Regions from separate parts of the Homo sapiens genome. Here all the other regions are linked to region 3. The links are chromatin contacts, found by Hi-C or POLR2A ChIA-PET in ENCODE. All regions are on one chromosome and are shown on one strand. Each heading gives the region's core, a stretch centred on a gene start or an enhancer-like site at or near the end of the contact. The rest is flanking DNA. Distances are from core to core; before and after follow the strand shown.

Region 1 (4,693 bases), core at 496-2,995, 220 kb after region 3:
TTGCAATGCAAACTCACAACTGTCAAATGTCTACTGTTTCTATTTTTACCTTTTCTGAGTATTAAAAAATGAAGTATAATTTAAGTACAACAAAATGCACAGATCTTACATGCTTAGTTTGATAAGTTTGGACAATTGTACACCTGTGTAACCATCATCCCAATCAAGATTCAGAACACATCCACCACCCCAGAACTTCCTCTTCTCTCCCTTTCCAGTGAATTGTTGATCCACCCCCACAATCTTGGAGGCAGCCACTTTTTGACTTCTATCACCATAGCTTTAACCTCATAGAACAGTTTTGCCTGTTCTAGAGTTTCAAACAAATGAATTCTTCCAACATGTATTCTTTGTGTGTGTGACTTCTGTCTCTCAAAGTGGAGTTTTTGAGATGTGCCCATGTTGTTGCACCTATTAGTAACTTGTTCTATTTAATTGCTCAATAGTATTCTACTGTATGACTATACCACAGTTTGTTTACCCATCCTCCTGTTGATGGACATTTGTCATTTTGGGGAAGAAGGCTATTGTAAATAAAGCAGCTATAAACATTCTTGCATACGCTTTCTGTAGACATAGGTTTTCATTTCTTTGGGGTAAGTATTCATACCTAGAAATGGAATTGCTGGGCAATAGGGTAGCTTTAAGAGAATTGCCAAACAGTTTTTTAACATGATTGTACCATTACTCTCCCCTAGTAATATAAGATAGTTCCGGTTTCTCTACATCTTGGCCAACATTTGGCATTGTCAATCATTTTTATTTGAGCGACTCTAGTGGGTGTGAAATGGCATCTTGATGTAGTTTTAATTTCCGTTTCTCTGATGACTAATGGTGCTGAGCGACCTGTCATGTGCTTCCTGACCATTCCTACATGTTCTTCTGTTAAGTGTCTGTTCTTTTGCCCATGTTTAAAATCAGGTTATTTGGTTGCTCACGTTAATTGGTAAGAGTTCTATTATTTATTTTTGTACTTGTCCTTTTCCCTGGTTACCTTCTAAGTTCCTTGAGATATTTTATCAATTCTCTCTACAGCGTCCAGCACAGTGCTTTGTAAATAGCAGGTGCTTAATAAACACTTATTGGATTATCAGCATAAAGTAGTAACCCTGCCTGTACAGTGGAACAACTTGTTGATTTTATTAACAGAATTCAGTAAAGTTTGGGCATTCAATTTTTGGATTGGCAGCGTCTCTTACTTTTCACTTTTTGAATTGGACATTACTCTTTTCCAGTATGTGACCTTTTGCCAACATTCAGGCTGCTCATTTCTAAATGCTTTAAGCCAATCTGGCATACAGTACTTGATTGTGGAAACTGTCATAAACTTTATAGTTAATTTTTATAAGACTTACTTAGGAAGATCTGAAGTTTTCATGATAGGTGATCTCTTCGAGAAGTTGAAATATTTATAGTCTTGAAAATAGAATGTTCTGTACCATCACCTTCTGTTTTCCTCCTCTTCTGAAATTTATGAGACATTTCTTAACCAAGAACCAGAGCCCAAGGGGCAGACAGAAGAAATATAAATAGTTTTATTTGAAGATAAAGATGGTGAGCATCGACAAAAAGAATATCTGAGGCTTTTTAAACCTTGTCTCCTTTCCAATTTTGTCAGCCAGAAGCATTATAAATGGGTGCTCCACTTTGAAAGAACACCTGCAATGATGTCATCTTTATGTTCTTAAATTAGTTCTAGACAGACTGGCCAGCTTGGGTAAGCCAGAGCAACGTTTCCATTCTCATCCATTTGAACTTTGCCTCAGACCTATGGCTCCTGTGTGCTAACCCCATGTTTTAGAAAAGCTCTCATCCCCAGGGTGATTCAGAAATCTTGAAAATCATATGTAGCCAGTGAATTTATTGGTTAATTTTTTTATCTCAAGTCAACTCAACAAATTAAAATTCTTTCCTGATCTGATCTCAAAAGTAATACTTGCTTGTTGTAGATAATATAGCATGAATGCATACAGAAAATAAGGTTGATCTAAAAATTGATCTCACAAAAATAATTACTATTAAAATCTCATAGGTTTACTTGCCATTATTTTTGTTTTTATTTTCTAACATTATATCTAACCTGTAGTCTATAAAAAAAGAATCATAGTGAATATATTCATGGATACTGGGCTTTGTTTGTTTTTTTATTTTATTTTATTTTTTTCTCCAGAGTGATTTTCACTTACTGTTACAGATTTTTACCGGCTGTGTAGCATTTCATTTTGTTCTGTTTGTTGATTATGTTTGTATTGTATCTCAATAGTTTTTTTTTCTTCATGTTCTGAATAAGAATGAAATCTTTTTCACCAATGAGAGTATATTTTTGTTTGCTTCATGTTGGTGTATGGAAAAGCAATGGACTGTTGTACGTTTATTATTATTTTTTAATCTGGTCCCTTTACTTTGTTTTTTTTTTCAATTCAAAGTGCTTAGAGTTGAATCCCTTGGGTGTTTAGGTTATCCAGCCATGTTGTTAGTTTATAATGAACTTTTAATCACCTCCTTTCTCTTAGTTATGGTTCATAGTTCTACTTCCAGTCTTATTACATGACTCTGATCTTCTTGAGCAAGGTGAAATAGTAGACACACCTGCCTTGTTTCTGGTTTTAACAGGAATACTTTTAATGTTTCATATGCTGGCCACTTGTTTACGTTTACATAATTATGATGTGAAAGAAGTATCCTTGAGTTCTCATTTTCCCTAAGGATTTTTAACAATGTGAGAATGTGTTTTAGGTGTTATTTAATGCCCTTTAAATCCTAATAAATGTGGGGACCGCTGACATAAAGTATTATAACGTTGAATTTTCTAAAATTGAATGCTTTTGCATTCCCAAGATAAGATATGCTTTCCTTGATCATGATAGAAAATTCCTTTAGGATACTATTTATTTTGCCGCTACTTTATTTAGGATTTAAAAATTACTCCTAAGTGAGACTAGCTCATGATTTTCTTTTCTTTATTGCATTATCTTTGTTAGGTACAGAAATCAAGATTAATTTAGCTTCATGAAATCGATTGTGTAGCTTTCCATCTTTTTCTATTTTCTAGAAGAGTTGATACAACCTGATTCCTCAAATTTGTGAAAGAAACTTTTGACATATGTTAATTGTATTTTAAATTTCTTTTGTGGCTAGTAATATATTCACATTTAAATTTTTCTCTTATGTCAATTTTGGTAACATGCCCAGAAAAGTGTGCTTAATTTTAAGATTTTAAATTATATTTTGCAAGGTAGAATATCATAATCTCCTATCACTTTTGTTCTCAGCTCAGTTTAATTTTAAAAACTTTTTATTATATAAAATTAGAGAAGATAGTACAATTAACTATTGTCCCATCTTCTAGCTTCAACATTAGTCAGTTCATGAAAACTTCATTCTACTTATATCCCCATTCATTTTGTCATTCACTGCCACCCCCTCTCCCATTATTTTGAACAAATTCCACCATCATAATTTCATCTTTAAATATTTCATCATGTAGCTCTAAAATATATGGACCTAAAAATAGTGAAAATATCACTACCTACCTAAAACGTTGGCAATAATTTCTTGATGTCATCAAATATTCATTCAATGTTCATGTTTCTCCAATGATCTTTTGCTTTTATACAGTTTGAGTACATACATTATAATCAGTTGATATGTTGCCTCCATTTCTGTTATTATACCTTTCTCCTTCCAACTCTTTTTTCCCTTGACATTTCTTATTTCTGATTTCTTATTTGCCCATTTTTCCTGCTTATGTTTATCGGAAGCTTATCATTTTGCCTTTCTCTTTTGTTATTTGTTCATTTTTTCTGTTTTCTTAATTATATTTGCTTAGGGTTTATTATATTTTTTAAAGAGCCAAATATTGCACTACATCAAATTTGACACTATACTCCCAGCCTCCTCTAAAACATATTTATCTTATTGCAATTGTTTTCTTAGAATCCTTTCTTATCTCACCAATCATGTTTATCTTCTCATCTGGTTGTCTTGGCTCGTCTTACTTTTTAAAAAACTGATGTTAATTTTCCATTCACCTTTTTTCTGTTTTCTGTGTAAGAGCCTGTGGAAAAACAGTTAAGACCCCTCAGTGGCTGGGCAGTGGGAGCTGCAGATCAGCCTTCAGTGGGAGACTGAGCCCCTTAGACTTCAGTAGGGATCAGCTGAATGGGCCCAGAGGCCACCTACACCTATAGCCCAGTCTGCAGCCTCAGCTTGGAGAGCAGTCAACTCAGGAACTGGAGCAGTCCATTCTCCCTGAAATTCCTCCCTGGCCACAACCTTTTCCGCAGCAGCTGCTCTTCCCTTTCTGTCTCTTCAGGATCTCTGTGGAACTGGAGATCAGACATGGCCTTCCATGGGTGTCACAGGGGTGCCACCATGCACAGAACTTCCTGGGCCAGCATCGCCTACATCAGACCTGTGGAGTGAGCTCGTCTCCATTTTTCACATGTTTTAATCCCTCCTCAAAGCTCTCAGACATTTAAACTACTATCAATCCCCATTCACTGAGCCAGACTCTTGTGGTGTTAGTGCAAAATGTGCTCCTTGTGGAGCACACAACCTGCCATCTTTCTGTCTTTAATGCTCATCTTCTTTCCCCTTCCTTTGCAGCCTGTTCTTTGGTTTTGGTTTCTGATTTTGTTTCATGGAGTTGCTGTCTTTGTGTATTCTATTAGTGATGGCACACTGTTTCGAA
Region 2 (4,428 bases), core at 257-2,756, 190 kb after region 3:
TCAGGTGATTCTGATGCCCCCGAAGGTTTGAGAACTGCCGCTGTAATTATGTTGAACTGAACTTCAACTGTAATTATGTTGAACTGAACTTCAACTGAGTGGCCCTGCACAGACCGTGGATATAGAAGAAGGCTGCTGTAACACCAGGTCTTGGGGTGAATCTTCATGTGATCTTCGGAACAAGGATACTTGGCTTGGATCCCAGCCCAGACACCCTGCACCTATAGGATGGGGACCTTGGCCCTGACCTCAGGATGGTGAGAATGAGACATTCTATGGGACACTCACAGCAGAGAGTCAGGCGTGACTAGAGACCTAACAGCATCTTCTTTCCTTCCTCCCTGGGCCCTGCCCCTTGTAGGCAATGGGTATGGCATTATTTTGCTTTTATTTTGCATCCTTCGACATGGGCCACCCTACTTTAAGAAAACTTGGAGGGAGGGAAGGTTGGGGAGGACACACCTCATTTCCCTGGACCCCTTTTGGAACTAGCCAAATCCCCAGAGGGCCTTAATGGTTCTTACTTGGATTTGCAGCCCAAATCGGGCTTAGGTTGAAACCTCAGAAGCAGACAGAAGCAGCAGAAGAGATGTATTAAGAATAGAGATAAAGCCGGGCATGGTGGCTCAAATCCCAGCACTTTGGGAGGGTGAGGTGGGCGTATCATTTGAGGTCAGGAGTTTGAGACCAGCCTGGCCAACATGGTGAAACCCATGTCTACTAAAAAAATCCAAAAAATTAGCTGGGCATGGTGGCGTGTGCCTGTAATTCCAGCTACTTGAGAGGCTGAGGCAGGAGAATCGCTTGAACCCAGGAGGCAGAGGTTGCAGTGAGCTGAGATCATGCCTCTGCACTCTGGCCTGGGTGACACAGTGAGACTCTGTCTCAGAAAAAAAAATAATAATAAAAATAAATAAAAAAATAAATAAAAATAGAGATAGGCAGCGACTTTGAGTGAAAGTGACCTAAAGGGGCATTTTAGGGTGGAACTGTGTGTGAGTTTCCCGGAGCTGCTGTAACAAACAGCCACAAACTCAGTGGCTTCAAACAACAGAAATGGGGCTGAGCACAGTGGCTCACGCCTGTAATCCCAGCACTTTCGGATGCCAAGGCAGGTGGATCGCTTGAGCTCAGGAGTTTGAGACCAGCCTGGCCAACATAGAGAAACCCCATCTCAACAGAAAATACAAAAATTAGTTGGGCGTGGCGGCGGTGCATGCCTGTAATCCCAGTTTCTCAGGAGACAGAGATGGGAGGATTGCTTGAGCCTGGCAGGTCCAGGCTGTGGTGAGCTGTGATCACACCACTGCATTTCAGCTTGGGTGACAGGGTGAGACCCTGCTCAAAAAGAAAAGAAAAAAACAAACCAAAAAGAAAACAGAAATGTATTCTCTCACAGTCTTGGAGGCCAGAAGTCTGTAATCAGTTGGTTCCTTCTTGGGGGCTCGGAGGAAGAACCCTTCTTGCCTCTTCCTGGTTTCTGGCGGTTGCCAGGGATCCTTGGGGTTCTGGGGCTTGCAGCAAATGCCTCCCATCCCATGGCCTCCTTCCTGCGTGTCTTTACATCATCTTACCTCTGTGCCTGTGTCCACATTTCCCTCTTAGGAGGACACAGCCTTTGGATTTAAAGCACACCCTACTCCAGCGTGACCCCATCTTCTTATATTTACAAAGACCCTCTTTCCAAATAAAGTCACATTCCCAGGTACCAGGGATTGGGACGGTAACGTATCTTTTCAAGGGACACAATTCAAGCCACCACACTCAGCATTTATGTAGCAGTGCCGGGAATGATGGCAGCTTTTTGGGCAGGCTCTGCTTTGCAGCGGCAGGCAGGTGGGTGGCAGGATCTGCCCAGTGGCGAGTTTCTCAGAAAGCATTTGTTCCTCTGAAAGCATTTGTTCCTCTGAGGAGGGGGACTTCACTCTGGAGAAACTGGCTGGACTCTCAAAGCCTTGAGAGCTAATGGCAGCTTCTCAGGACCTACAAAATAGAGAAAATGAGGAAATATCGTAGGTTGTTTGAACCAACTATTGCCTATTTAACTTCACAGAATGGAATTAAGAAAAAGGAGAAGCAGAAGTTAGATCTTAATGACTTTTTTTTGTTGTTGTTTGAAGGCAATTTAATGAGAGATGGGTGGGAGCAATAATGAGGGTGGTCTGAAAATCAATGTGGTAACTGTCTCCTGCATCTGGACGGAATGTACTGAAAGGAAGTCATATATGTTTAATGATGTGTTTGTTAGTATTCGAGTTCCTTGTGACTAGCTGGGGGCCGTTCCTTTAAGAGCATGCTTTTAGGGGGAAAAATCTGCTCTTGGAAAAAGAAAATGAACAAACTCAAACCTCCACAAACACTTTGTATATTGCACACTGCTGCACTTTGGCTAAAGTGATGGTGAAGTGGGTGACCTCACTTCCCCCAGGCAATATCTTGCACAACTTCAGAAGGAGGAGTGGGGTCAGTCTGGGGGATATTGCTCCATCTGGAGTTTTCTGAGTTTCTGGCTGCTTGGACATTGCTTGTCTGTTTCCTTTAATAGAGTGGGTGACGGCTGTCTCAAGGCAAAGGCTTTATCCCCAATACCCCCTACTCCTTGCCATTTGACTTTTAACTGTTTAATCCAAAGCTATCTTCAAAAATATAAATAGTCTTAGGAAAATATCAGGGCAGGCCTTGCAGGCATGGCCCAGCAGAGCATCTACAACAACCCAGTTTCTTGGGGTGCCCCCTGATCCACAGGTTGCCAAGTTGAGTTGCATTCTGTGATTTAACTGCTCTATCCACCACTGATAAAGCCTGCCTTCCAGGCAGGCTGTCAGTCAGCAAAGTGTCCTGGCAGAAGAACACTGTCTTAAGGCATGAGGTAGCCTGAACAATGCCCCCTCTCTTCCCCCAAAAAAGCCTGTGTCTGAATCCCTGTGAATATGTTACTCTACACAGCTGATGTGATAAATAAGGTATCTTGTGATGGGAAATTATACTGAATTATCTGAGTGGGCCCTGAAGCATAGCAGAATAATATGCCTCCCCAATATAAGCCATGTTGGTAACAGGATTATTTTAAGCTGAAGGCAATTGAGAAGAAGAAAAGCTCCCTGCCTTCCCCCTGTTTGTCTAAAAGCGGAACATAAATTTGTAAAGGTATCCCCCTCCTTTCTCTACCAAGAAGGGCAAGTGTTAATCATCAGAGACAGCTCTAGACCCTTATCAGCCTGTGACGGCACCAGGGGAATCAACAAACCTTATTAACTAGCCCTTATCTACCATTAGGTTTTCCATATATTTGTCTTCCCACAATGTGTCCTCCCCCTTGAAACTCAAAGCCCTTTTCTCTTGTCTTGTCACTTCTCTACAAAATTGACTGTTCTTTTGTTAAAATTCTATGTAAACCCAAGTTCTATCCACCCCTCTGAGTTACTCATCCCTGAGTGCTCCTCATGCATGGTTAAGATGCACACATTAGTAAACTTCTGTCTGCTTTCCTCTTGTTAATCTGTCCTTCATCAGTGCCTTAGTCCATCTTCTGCTGCTATAACAGAATGCCACAGACAAGATAATTTATTTCAAAAAAGAGAGATTGATTTAGCTCACAGTTCTGGAGGCCGGGAAGTCCAAGTGCTTGGCACTTGCATCTGGCCAAGGTGGGCCCATGGCAGAAGGCAGAAGTGAGCATGTGAGACAAGCAGAGGAAATTAGACTGAACTCATTCTTTTCATCAGGATCCCACTTCTGCAACAACTAACCCACTCCCACAATAATGACATTAATCTATTAATCACCTCTTCAAGGCCCCACCTCCTGATACATTACATTACATCACATTGGCAATTAAGTTTCAACATGAGTTTTGGAAGAGAGACATTCAAACCATTAGCAATTAGTCTCATTTACAAGACTATAGCTGGGGAACCTAGGAGGGTGAGAGTAGACGTTTTTTCCTTCTTTATGGCCCCCAAATTTTGTGTTTTTAAAGCCACTAAGTCTATGGTAATTTACTACAGCAGCTCCAAGGAAACTAACACAAAGGATATTGGAAACTAGATAATGACTGATCAACCCACCCTGTCACCCTCTTGGGAAGCATGAGGAAAAGACTAACCAAGAATTGGCAAGGGCAAAGCAGCATGCTGCAAGAGGAAGCCAGACATGGGAGCTATGTGGCCACAGGCTTGTGACTAGCAGAAGCCATATGTCACAGCAACAGAGAAAAGAGCCACCATCTTCGAGGAGCAATGAAGATGGTACCCCTGGCCCACTGCATTGGTTCCTCCCTACATGCTCACACCTCTGTGCAGCATGGCTGGCAGCTGGTGGGAAAGGTTCCATCCATCAGACATCCCAGTCAAACACTTAGGCCCAAGTGTGAGTGAGCTTCAGACTCCTCAGTGGACAGGGCTGCTGGTGCCAGGGTGGGTTGGGGCC
Region 3 (4,265 bases), core at 1,056-3,555:
CTGGGGGTCTCAGGAGCCCCTCAAACTCAGTGGTACATCAAAGCCAAGGGGGACCTGTTTCTGGTGGGATGGTGGTTGTATTTGAGGCCTGCAGAGCTGGGAGAGGGGCTTGACTCTGAGCTCCTCCACTTAAAAGCTTGAAGCTCTGGGAAACTCACTGACCCACCTTAAGCCACTCAGTCCTATCCCTGACTATCATTTTATTAAAGTCTATCTCTCCCTTTAGATCTAATAATATTTGCCTTATATATCTGGTGGTCCAGTGTTGGATGCATATATGTTTAGAATTGTTATATCTTCTTGCTGAATTGATCCCTTTATCATTATATAATGACCTTCTTTGTCTCTTTTTACTGTTTATGACTCAAAGTCTGTTTTATTGGATATGAGTGTAGCTAATCCTGCTTGGTTTTGGGTTTCTGTTTGTGTGGGATGTCTTTTTTCATCCCTTTACTTTAGGTCAATATGTGTCTTTGGAGGTGAAATGAGTTTCATTTATACAGCATATAGTTGGATCATTTGAAAAATTCATTCAGTCTATATCTTTTAAGTGGAGTGGTTAATACATTTTCCTGTCATTTTATTAATTGATATCTGATTGTTTTGTATATCCATTGTTCCTTTCTCTCTTATTTATGATTGTGGTTTGGTAATTTTCTGTAGTAGTAATATTTGAGTCTTTGCTCTTCCTTATTTGTGTGTTTGCTTTTCCAATGGGTTTTTATATTTTTGTGTATTTTAATTATGGTAGATACTGTCCTTTTGCTTCCAAATGTGGGACTGCCTTAAGCATTTCTTGTAGGAATGGTCTAGTGGTGATGAATTCCTTTAGCTTTTGCTTGTCTGGGAAAGACTTTATTTCTCATTCATTTATAAAGAAAAACTTTACTGGGTATAGTATCATTTCCTTGGACAGCAGTTTTCTTTTCTTTCAGCTCTGTGAATATATTATTCCACACTGTCCTGGCCTATAAAGTTTCTGCTGAGAAATCTACTGTTAGTCTGACTGAGGTTCCCTCATAAGTGACTAGATGCTTTCCTCTTGTGTTTAGAATTCTCTTTGTCTTTGATTTTTGACAGTTTGACTATAATGTGACATAGAAAAGACCTTTTTTTGCATTTTATTTGTTTGGGGGTCACTGAGATTCCTGTATCCAGATGTATACATCTCTTGCTAAACTTGGGAAATTTTTCAGCTCTTATTTTGTTAAATAAGTTTTCTATTCTTTTAGTTTTCTCTTTACCTTCTGGGACACCAAAAATTAGAATATTTTGTCACTTTATAGTGTCCTATATGTCATGTAAGCTTTGTTCATTTTTTTTAAGATAGAGTTTTGCTCTGTCGCCGAGGCTGGAGTGCAGTGGTGTGATCTCAGCTCACTGCAACCTCTGCCTCCCAGGTTCACAAGCAATTCTCTGCCTCAGCCTCCCGAGTAGCTGGGATTAAAGACGCCCACCACTATGCCCAGCTAATTTTTTTCATATTTTTAGTAGAGATGGTGTCTCACCATCTTGACCAGGCTGATCTTGAACTCTTGACCTCGTGATCCACCCGCCCCGGCCTCCCAAAGTGCTGGGATTACAGGCATGAGCCACCGCACCTGGCCTAGCCTTGTTCATTTTTATTCTTTTTTCTTATTTTTATCTGACTGGTTTATTTCAAAAGACCTCTCTTCAAGTTCTGAAATCCTTTTTCTGCTTGATCTAGTTTATCGTTGAAGCTTTCAAATGTATTTTATATTTTATTTAATGCATTCTTTGGTACTAGAATTTTTATTTGGTCCTTTTTTTATGATACTCATTTCTTTGGTAATTTCTCATTCATATCCTGAATTATGTTTCTGATTTCTTTGAACTATTTTTCTGTATTCACTTGTATCTTACTCTCCTTCTTTAATATCATTATTTTGAATTTCTTTCCCTGAGATTTCATAAGTTCTTTTTGATTTGGATCTGTTGCTGGAGAATTATTGTGTTCCTTTGGTGGTGTTATATTTCCTTGCTTTTTCATGTTTTTTTCTCCTCACATTGATATCTGCACATCTAGTGTAACAGTCACTTCTTCCAATTTCTTGAATTTGCTTTCATGGGTGGGAACTTTTTTCTGAAGATGTATCTGTAGTGTTGAGTAGGGCACTTTGGTTTCGATTGTGGGTACAGTAGCATAGTTTCTGTGTGATTTCTTTGGCCTAACAGTGTCAGTGGTGTTTGATTTCCTCAGTGGCTTAGGATGTGGTTATTAGTGGAGGCTGTGGTCAAATTTTGCCGGGGGAAAGATGCCAGGTTGGCCTGTCCTCAGGTCCCAGTGGTAGTAGCAGTGTGCCAAGTGTGCCTGTCCTTCGGCTTCAGGGATGTGTACGCTGGCGCCAGTGTTAGCAGGTTAAAGAGAGCTGATTTTTGGGACTCCAGGCAGCTTACTCAGATACCAGTAGTGGTGGGCCAGGCAGGTGGGCAGGTTCTTTGGCCCCTAGGCAACAAGCATAGTGTGGGTGATGGCAGTAGCAGTGGCAGGACAAATCTCTGGCTCCCAAGCAGTTTGTGCTGGTGTTGGTGGTGGCTACAACATGCTAGGTGGGCCAGTTGCCAGGCCTGCATGTGGCATGTGCAGGTGGGTGCCCACTGTTGCAGGGATGGCAGGTTGGATGGGCCTAACTTGAAGCCCCTGGGAGGAGGGCTCAGGTGTCAGCGGTGGGGACTAGGCTAGGCAGTCCTCAGTCCTCTGGTTGGCATGCCTGGACACTGGGGGTGCAGAGCCAGGCTGGGTGGACCTGTCCTCAGACCCCCAGTGGTGCTTGCAGGTCCTCGTTGTGGTGGGCAGAGGTGGGGTGATCCCCAGGCCCAAGATGTGCTGCAGCCCTGCTTCTGGGGAGGGCTAAGTAGCTTTCAGTGGCAGCAGCCACAGGTGGCTGAGGAGTGCACACTTTGCGTGTGCATTGGCATCTGTGACTGCTGTGGGCAGGGGGGTTTGTTTTTAAGGTGCATGAAAATGCGTGGCAGCATCACTGCCAGGGGCAGTGGGCTCTTTGTTACTGACTCGCACTTCAGCCCTGGGGGCAGCCGTCAGTCATGGTAGCATCTGTGGGCAGGGGATGTCAGTGGGGCTCCAGGGATGTGGAGATCCAGGGGCTATTGGGTCCAGGATGCAGTCTGGTGAGGGCTAGGCTCTTATTGTGACACCCTGCTGTAGCTGCCTAGGGTGGGGGTGAGGTGGGACCTGGCACGAGTTCCCCTCTGGAGCAAAGCCATCACATGGTCTGTAGGCAGCATCCTAGATAAGTCTTTGGGGCTGTGAGAGTCTAGGGGCTTTCCCGTGGCTAGGATGCAGGAGTCTGCAGTGGAAGTGTGGACCTCTGGGGGTCACTCACTCACCCTTTCCCTGCACTGGGAGCCTCTCCAGGATCCCAGCTGACCCCTGCCAAGCAGGCTGCCTTGCTTTTCTCGCCTTCCTGGCTTTAGGTGTTTCTTTTCACTCTCTGTTGAATTCTAGCGTTCTCTTAGATGATCTGTTCAGAGTGTGACCATCTACTCGCTATTTTCGGTCTTTGTTGTGGAGGGGGTGAGTACCAGAAGCCTGCAGTTAGCCATGCTGAAGCCCTGCTGAGAACCTAATATTTTTGACTCCTTGCTAATTTTGACAACAAAACTTTCTTTCGCTAACTTTATACTGATCCTTACTTATATCTTTTTCTTGGATTCGTCTTTTTTCTTCTGCCAGAGGAAACCCTTTAAGAATTTTCTCAAATAGTGCTTTATGGAACAAGTTCTTTGAAACCATCTATATATGAGCCCGGAGCTATTACTTTTTTGTGTTAAATAATAATCTAACCAGATGCACTGTTCTAAGTTAAAATGCTTTTCTTTAAAATATCTAAGGTATGACTCCATAGTTTTCTTGTATCCTGTTGTTATTGAAAGGCCTGATAAAAATCTTATTTTTGTTCTTTTGTAGGTGTGGTGGGCTGAACTGGGTCGTCTAAAAGGATGTTGAAATCCTAATGCCTTTGGAACTAGGGTAATTGCAGATGTAATTAGTTAAGAGATGAGGTCCTACTGGAGTAGGCTGGGTCCCTAATCCAACATATTGATGTCCCTCTAAGAAGAGGGGAAGAGACACAGAGATGCAGACACTCAGGGGGAAGGCTGTATGAGCAGGGAGGCAGAAGCTGGGAGTGTTGTGTCTACAAGTTGAGGACAGTGGCAAAACCAGAAGCTACGAGGGGCATAGAATGGAATCTCTCCTAGAGCTTTCCGAGGGAGCGTGGCCC

Evidence for each region. A loop is a pair of places that touch in the nucleus more often than their neighbours do. ChIA-PET counts read pairs that join two places held with the same protein, here RNA polymerase II (POLR2A). Pooled maps may share reads with other maps.
Region 1: a map of sigmoid colon shows a loop between it and region 3 (2.6-fold over the local background). The contact joins two enhancer-like sites. A Hi-C loop is called at or near these places in 1 of 168 maps with a recorded cell type or tissue (sigmoid colon) and 1 of 50 pooled maps. POLR2A ChIA-PET finds 5 or more read pairs at or near these places in 2 of 52 experiments (MCF 10A and OCI-LY7).
Region 2: a map of esophagus muscularis mucosa shows a loop between it and region 3 (4-fold over the local background). The contact joins two enhancer-like sites. A Hi-C loop is called at or near these places in 8 of 168 maps with a recorded cell type or tissue (K562, MCF 10A, PC-3 and 5 more) and 5 of 50 pooled maps. POLR2A ChIA-PET finds 5 or more read pairs at or near these places in 1 of 52 experiments (MCF 10A).

The regions. Positions count from the first base shown.
Region 1 is chr21:38,894,648-38,899,340 of GRCh38, reverse strand. The region is part of intron 3 of ETS2-AS1 (ETS2 antisense RNA 1); the gene reads left to right. It also overlaps the pseudogene RPSAP64. Among named protein-coding and RNA genes, the nearest start is that of ETS2-AS1, 41 kb to the left of the region's middle. Within about 2 kb of position 1,745, at least 4 of the 41 ENCODE cell types and tissues checked have a DNase peak (open chromatin) inside an H3K27ac peak, as active enhancers do.
Region 2 is chr21:38,929,054-38,933,481 of GRCh38, reverse strand. All of the region lies in intron 1 of ETS2-AS1 (ETS2 antisense RNA 1), which reads left to right. Among named protein-coding and RNA genes, the nearest start is that of ETS2-AS1, 7.2 kb to the left of the region's middle. Within about 2 kb of position 1,506, at least 4 of the 41 ENCODE cell types and tissues checked have a DNase peak (open chromatin) inside an H3K27ac peak, as active enhancers do.
Region 3 is chr21:39,120,156-39,124,420 of GRCh38, reverse strand. No RefSeq gene overlaps it. Among named protein-coding and RNA genes, the nearest start is that of LINC02943, 38 kb to the right of the region's middle. Within about 2 kb of position 2,305, at least 2 of the 41 ENCODE cell types and tissues checked have a DNase peak (open chromatin) inside an H3K27ac peak, as active enhancers do.